Linked DNA regions of Mus musculus: regions 1 and 3 are each linked to region 2. A link is a loop called in an ENCODE intact Hi-C map of the cell type or tissue named here. Cell type or tissue: left cerebral cortex. All regions are shown on one strand.

Region 1 (2,500 bases), 170 kb after region 2:
TCATCAGAAATTACCTTCCTGGTAGAAAACCTAAACGCAAGAGGATGGATAAAAATAGATTTTTTTTTTTCTTAAATGCCAGGGAAGAGAGCTAGAAGCGCTTTGGCAGATCGGGATCTGTGGACAGACCTGCGCCAGGTTCTTAAGTTAATAAATATTCATTTTGAGGGTTTTTTTTTGGGGGGGAAAGGAGGCAAGTTCTAGGCATAGAGCCCTTGTTGGAGAAGTAACATCTATTTGTACAGCATTTTTGGTTCTTAAGAATAAGGTTCTCTCTCTCTCTTTTTTAAACTCCTCCCTAACAATTCACACCTCCAGCAGGCTAGCTGCTTGGAAGATAGATTCAAACACAGCGTCTTCTCAGTTGTAGCAAGCCAAGCCAGGTATAAAAGCCACATTTTATCTCCGTCTCAGCCACCTTTCTCTACAGCCACCCCTACCCCCCTTTATTCTGGACATGCAGCGAAAGCTTCATTCAATATTGATTGTGCTTTGATACATTAAAATCAAGAGTGAGTCGGGGCTCTTACATAAAAGGTGTATAGATACCATTCACACCGTTTTGACCAGAACAGTCAATATTTTAAAAGGATTTCATTTCCCTTCCAAGCCTGCAGGCAGTCTAATTCTCTACGAAGGGAAGGCACGGCCAGTTGGTGCGAAATGATTCCTCCCGAGGTGTCTAAGAGGAGGGTGGTATTATTAGTTTTCTTTTTCTTAAAAAAAAAAACAAAACTATTTTCTACTTGTATACAATTTAGCAAATTTGGAGCTTGGAAAAGAAGCCTCAAATACTTTCCCTTCATTTGGTGGGGAATAACACTTTGAATGACTAAAATAAAATAGAATAAAAGCATTTTCATAACAAATAATTCAAGGCAGAGCAGTAGAGATATTTCAAAGAAAAGATTCCACCTAAATGTTTTGAAAAGACAAAAAGAAGAGCGAGTGAGAGAGAGAGAGAGAGAGAGAGAGAGAGAGAGAGTGCCTAGTTGCAGTTGCTTTGACAGAGTTCAGGCATGAACGTGCTTTCATTCCGTTGCATGATTTCGATAAAATTAGGTTAAAGAAATGTTCATTTGGAAACAGTGCTTCGTCATATTATTCCCAACACACGTCTAGCAAATATATGAATCCCGCATTCATCTGCGCGAAGTTCCAGACCTTAATGAATGGTTTAGACAGCATTGTCATCAATTTTCCGCAGGTGCAGCTGGAGCAATCAGTCAATTCAATCAAAAGCCTCCGTCAAGTTGCGTGGCGCTGTCATTTTTTTCATTCTGAAATTGAAAAAGAAATAAAAGAAGAAGAAGAAATAAGAGAAAAAAGAAAAAAGAAAAAAATGCAAGCAAGCCAACCGCGGTTCCTGGCTTGCATTTACATTCTCCCGCCTTTGGGTGGCGCTTTTGAGCAGCGCTTTGCCGCCTGCCTCGCTGCAGAGCTGACTTTCTCTTTTTCTTTCTTTTTCCTCCAACACCCCCCCCCCGCAACTTTATACTAATATAATATTTCTTTAGTGATGCTATGGAGATGAAATCGCTCTGTGTGTTTTAACACGCATTCCAACAACCTCTTAAGGCAAAAAAGTAAATTCATGCAGATGAGTTATAGAAAGTTGAAAAGATGCTATGGGAGCGGCTGCCATGGGTCCCCGGGGGTGCAGGGACACACTCTTGATTGCTTCTGAGGTTGTCAGACCTCCAACTTTCTCAGCCCTTCTTCCCCTGCCCGCCTGTGCAGTCCAGAACAATTCGGGGGTCGGGAGAAGTGGGCGGAGGGGGCAACTTCGCAGCTAGATCTTCTGGTTCCTTTTGAATCCACCTGAGTTTACTTTCCCTTAGCTTCAGACGGCCTTTGGGAATCCTAGGGTGGGGTCAGGAGTTGTGCTGGTATCAGGAGGGGCACGTATTTGTATTTCTGGCTGTCCCTGGGTTGGTGTCTTTTTCTTCCTGTAAACTCAGTAATCATAGTGCCATCATACCCTGCCACTTTGCATTAAAGGACCCAGGAAAGATGACATCAAGTAAAGCTTTGATTTTTCTTTTCAATCTCATTGAAAAATAACCTTGTTTCCTACTGTGATTAATATTAGGATTCAACAGTAGCAGAGATAGAAGGAACCCAGATAGATCTTCTGCACACACACCTCAGACGGACGCTCCTGCTTTCGCTCACCCAAGAGTGCTAACAGGCGCTTCTAAATCTTTAAAATGTATGGACAGACAGCACTTAGCATCCGCTTCCTCAAGGAGAATAGAGTTAACCTTTGTAGTTTGCCAAAAGTCGGCAAGTTTTCCTTTGCCATTTGTTTCAGTAGAATAAGGAGCAGAGTCATAGTCAGGACCAGATAAACTCACATTGTCCGGGTCTTTTTTCTTCTTCTTCACAGCACCCAGCAGAAGAGATGAGCTAATATTAACTCATAGAAACGACTGGGGCTACTTGCAGCGATGGATACACTCAGAATTATTAAACTGGCTGGGAAAATATTTAGGTGTGG
Region 2 (2,500 bases):
TAGGTGGGCCCCCTATATCCAGATACCACTATTTCTGCCCCAGTCTTTGCCTTTGGAATTGCCTACAGAAAGGACTTCCCTTTCATATCTGATTCGTAGCCTCCATGTGCCACTTCAGAACCCCAATCTTTCATCCCTACAGGGTTTTAGGCAGGAGAATCCTGGAGGAAGATGCCGGTTTTGTTTTCTGATCTAGTCAGGCTGTGCTCACATCTTTACCTGTCAGCCATCGTTTTCCCACAGTGAGGACACACCCCCGAGTTTGACTGTCAGCACCTGGCTCCAGCTGCTTCTGGGTGGGCTTCAGATTTCTCAGTTCCGTAGCTTCCTGTCTTTTAATATCTGACTGAATAGGTCTTAATCACTTGCCCCTGTTTTTGACAAAAAAGATGTTTCTTGGAGATTCCTCAGTTTTTTTTTTTTTTCTGATGGACCTTGGTATAAATGTGGCAAAATGTCAAGAAAGCTTGAACTGGATTTTTGCCTGGGGTTGATATTAAAGTTGAAAGGATGGATGGGAGGGCATTAGCATGCCAGCAATACACATTTCATTTCATTCAGTAATTCTGCCTTTAAGTTTTTAAGTCATATGAAGAAGGGTTTCTGAATAAAAGGTTTTAGCCTCCGTATCAGCTGCAGGGACGTAAACAATTGAAGAGGGGGAATGAACTTGGTACACCTACAACTTAAAACACCCCACCAGCCCCGTGGCTTATCCTGGTAGGATGCTTGCCGGCCAAACCTGACAACCTGAGTTTGATCCCTGGGAACCACAGTGTGGAAGGAGAAAACTGACTCCCACAGATTATCCTCTGACCTCCATACCTACATCCTCTTCCCATCGTACACACACACACACACACACACACACACACACACACTCACACACACACACACACACACACACACACACACACACACACACACACACACACACACACACATACACACACGCACAGTGCATTGCCACTAGCAATAGTAATACTAGTGAAATTAAAATTGAAAATATTATGCAGCCCTTAAAAAGGTATTTTCCAGCTGTTTACAGAATTTACTTTAATTTGAACACTAGGTCAAACATCAGGTCTTCAGACAAAAAGCCTTGCTCTTTTCCTATGCCCATTTACCTCATCAAAACTGAAGCCAAACAGACTGAAATGTTAGTAAGTTGTCTTCATGAGAGAGGTGATTAGGGATGGTGGCTAGTTTTAAATTTGAGGGTTTTTTTTTTTGCCTTGCTTTATAGTTTTTCTGTCATTTGCATGTGTCATGTGTTGGATGTCCTGTGTGATGCAGGATGGCAGCCCTCAACCTCTGCGGAAGGAGCTCACAGCAGGTGCCTACAGCCTGGGGAGGGCTGTGGAGTCCGGGTGGCGGCAGCGGATGCAGTTTCTCACATGGCCGGAGGGTGGCAGTGTCCGCTCGCAGACTCCGGGCTGGCGGCTTTGATGACCTTTGTCAGCCGGCGCAGCCTCTCGTTTATCACCGATCACAGAGTGGAATGAACATATTTACTTGTGTTTTGCTTTCCACTTATAATATCTAGTGGCATGGGAGGGAAATGAAAACAATTGTTCATAGGGGAAATTTATGAGCTTCATCTGGCTGCATGATTCCCGCAGTTGCCCCAGCGCCGCCCAGAGAGTGGAGATGGCTCCTTATATCCCCAGAGGTCCTCATAGGGCCTTGCAATACTTGCCTCTGGCCAGCAGACTTTCCCACACTCTTCGCCTCCCTTTGAATTTGCAAGGAGAAGGAGCTTTACATGTCATCTTTTGGGGGTGGCACGGTAGTCCAAGCTGCAGGCTGAGTCCCACCTGAAGTCTGGGCTAGCCTTTATCTCTTGACAATCCCCCTAATTGCTTCTTCGGATGAGCTGCTGCTGGGGCAGGGCTCTGGGGACCCTTTGGAGCCTTAGAGAGCTCTCCAAGATCTGGATGGGGTGGGAGGGGCCCCTCCCTCTGAGGTTCTAGGAAAAGGGCAGCTCTGGGCTTAGTGTCCATGTGTGCTTTTTGTGTGGAAGAGTGGGAAACAAGGTGGGTAAGTCTACTCTTCCAGCCTGTCCCCGAATAGTGCCCCAGGCAGAGAGACAGGATTGCTCTCCCATGGAAGGCAGATAAGGAGGTGTCTTATTTTCAGGGGCTTTGGGCCCCAGGTTCACAGAACTTGGTGCTGAGAACCTGGAACCAGCTCTGTCTGAGGTCCAGATCTAGGCAAGAAGTTCTCCGAGAGCGACTCGTCTGTTCCTGCTGAGGCCACGCCCCTGACTCCAGCTTTCAAGGTCTCTGCAAAGAGGAGCCAGCCTCATGTTCCTTAACACCAGAGTGTGGAAAGGTGAGATGTGAAAACACAGAAGCAGCTATGGAACGCACGGCGGGGAGCCAGTACCTGTGTTGCTCCACAAGGCATTCTGGCTGCGCATGCGCTGGGGGGATGACAGCTATAAGTTGTCGAAGATCTGCAGCAGACCACCATAGGTTCACTATTCTGTTCTATCCTT
Region 3 (2,500 bases), 550 kb after region 2:
TAGCAATGTCCTGCAAACACTCTTTTAAAAACCAAGCTGTGACAATGAACTGGGAAGCAGAGTTAAGGAAAACTCAGACAGAAGGCAGAAGAAATAAGCAAGTTCATTAGACACCGTAGAAAGGTGGTCTTTTCTTTAACCACTTTTTAAGGTGATCTTGGACTTCCGTCCCTCTGCTGCTATTGTTTAGCTATGCAATGCTGGAGAGGGCACTGTCTGGCCTGTCATTCTCTTTTCCCTTCTAGAAATGAACCTACCTAACTCTGAGCCTCCATAGTGCTTCAGAGAGATGCCACTGTAAGGGAAAAGGCACAAGGAGAGGGATAAACTTTGTACATCCTAACAGCATCCTGGTACCCAGACAGCCACAGAGACCAGGTTTAATTATGAAACCCTTACAGCTATGCAACCTCAAGCAAGAGGATGGGAGCTGTGGGGTAATTACTGTGTGTTCCCCAACAGTGAGAATATTTGAACACTTGTTCTCCAACTGTCCTGGGAGATTATGGAACCTTTGGATGTAGGACCTATCAGGAAGAAGCAGACTACCAGGGACAAGCTTTGAAGGTTGTCTCCAGTTCTGCATCTGGTCTGAATTTCCGCTTCCCTATCTCTTAAGATGTTAAGGAAGCAGCCTCTCCCTGACGTCATGAATGGAATTGCTCCAAGTTCTGTGCCTTTCCCGCCACGAAGAAACATACCCAGTGAACTGTGAGCCAAAAGAAGTCTCTGATTCTTGAATTTGTCACATCAAAGGGATGTGTGACTAACACACCAAGGCATGGCTTCTTTGAGCCTACGGACAGGCAGGGTCACACACCTCCCCATCAACCTCTGCCTTTTCCTCCAAAGATGGGGCCAGCAGCTCCTCCATTTGCAGAGCAGTCATGGCTATGCTAAAAAACCACACTTGGGGAGTGCTTGGTCATAGCTTGGCAAAAGAGCTATGCTAGTGGCCCTGGGGATTTGGCTGTGCTCCACCAAAGTGGGTAACTAGGGGTTCCTGAGCCAAGATGTGGGTGAAGTTGTTAAGCTGCCAACATCAGCTCAGACAGCACCAGTGTCAGCCTAGCATTGGCTTCCACTCCTGTATCAGCAGGGAAAATGGCACTAGCCAAGCATGGAGGAAGATTGACCCCATCTTCCCACATTCGTGTTGTCACCTGGATGGAAGAAAAGATGCTGCCAGTGGCTACCGCCACCACATCCTCCACAACGTTCTTCAGAGTCCTCTGCTGTGGTTGAAGTGGATACTGACTCCACAGGCCCCGGGATGCTAACTCATCTCTGCCATCTCAGCACATCCATTCCAGGCCTTTGTCTTTCTTCCTCTGTGTTTTTTAACAATGTGGGGTGGTTCCCAACCCTTTAGAGTTTATATTTTGTGTTGCATTCATCTATGTGCAGTGGTACATGTGTGCAGGTATGTGTGTACCCATTCATGTGCAATGGTAAGTGTGTGTCTGTATACATTCATTTGTATGCAGTGGTAAATGTGTGTGTGTGTGTACATTCATATATGTGCAGTGGCACGTGTGCATGTGTGGGTGTATTACATTCATATATGTGCAGTGGTATGTGTGCATGGGTCTGGGTGTGTGTGCATTATTTATGTGCAGTGGCAAATGCATGTGTTCATTCACTGTATACAGTGATATATATATATATATATATATATATATATATATATATATATATATATATATATGTATACACACACACACACACACACATTCATATATCCACAGTGACATGTGTGCATGTGTGTGTTACATTAATTTATGTGCAATGATGCATGTGTATGCATGTGCACATTCATTTATGTGCATTGGTACATGTTCATGTGTGGGTGTATTACATTCATTTATGTGCAGTGGTACACGTGCAGGTGTCTGGCTGTGTATGCATTCATATGTGTGCAATGTTGTATGTGCATGTGTGAAAATGTGTAGACATTCAAGTGCAATGTTATGGGTGTGTACATTCATATATGTGCATTGGCACATGTGTATGGTAGGTGTGTTACATTCCTATATGTGCAGTGGTAGGTGTACATGTGGGGGTATATATATATTCATGTGTGTGGGAGGGTACATGCACCTGTGTGTGTGTGTGTGTGTGTGTGTGTGTGTGTGTGTGTGTGTGTGTGTGTGTGTGGTTGTGTGTACCTGTGTAGAGGTCACAAGACAACCTCAGGTGTCACTCCTCAGGCACCATCCAATCTGTGTTTTGAGACAGGGTCTTTCACTGCCCTTGAGACCATCAATTAGGGTAGGGTGGCTGGCCATGAGCCCCAGGGAGCCTTCTGTCTCCACCTTCCCAGCTCCAGGAATAGAAACCTGTGCTGTCATGCCACCTTTTTAATTTATTTTTGCATGGATTCGGGGGATTCAACTCTGGCTCCTCCTGGTAAGTACCTAAACAGCTACATTCTCTCTCCAGGCCTTTGTATTTGTTGGTCTGTTTACTTGTTTTTGTTTGTTTGTTTGTTTGGGTTTTT

What was found. A loop is a pair of places that touch in the nucleus more often than their neighbours do. Peaks named below come from ENCODE experiments on the same cell type or tissue, not always from the same donor. Only the 100,000 strongest peaks of a DNase experiment are listed, where the experiment ranks them.
Region 1: it touches region 2 in a loop (3.0-fold over the local background); 9 of 42 quality-filtered maps call a loop at or near these places.
Region 3: it touches region 2 in a loop (2.3-fold over the local background); 2 of 42 quality-filtered maps call a loop at or near these places.

Annotation. Positions count from the first base shown.
Region 1 is chr7:36,070,568-36,073,067 of GRCm38, forward strand. No RefSeq gene overlaps it. Among named protein-coding and RNA genes, the nearest start is that of Gm38991, 4.4 kb to the right of the region's middle. In left cerebral cortex, a CTCF peak has its summit at 1,389; DNase peaks (open chromatin) are centred at 398 and 1,403; H3K4me3 peaks cover 668 bases; H3K27ac peaks cover 415 bases.
Region 2 is chr7:35,900,639-35,903,138 of GRCm38, forward strand. No RefSeq gene overlaps it. Among named protein-coding and RNA genes, the nearest start is that of Gm36234, 21 kb to the right of the region's middle. In left cerebral cortex, a CTCF peak has its summit at 1,405 (motif pointing right); DNase peaks (open chromatin) are centred at 1,417 and 1,661; H3K4me3 peaks cover 301 bases.
Region 3 is chr7:36,448,719-36,451,218 of GRCm38, forward strand. No RefSeq gene overlaps it. Among named protein-coding and RNA genes, the nearest start is that of Gm38992, 93 kb to the right of the region's middle. In left cerebral cortex, no CTCF peak of the experiment used is centred here; a DNase peak (open chromatin) is centred at 969.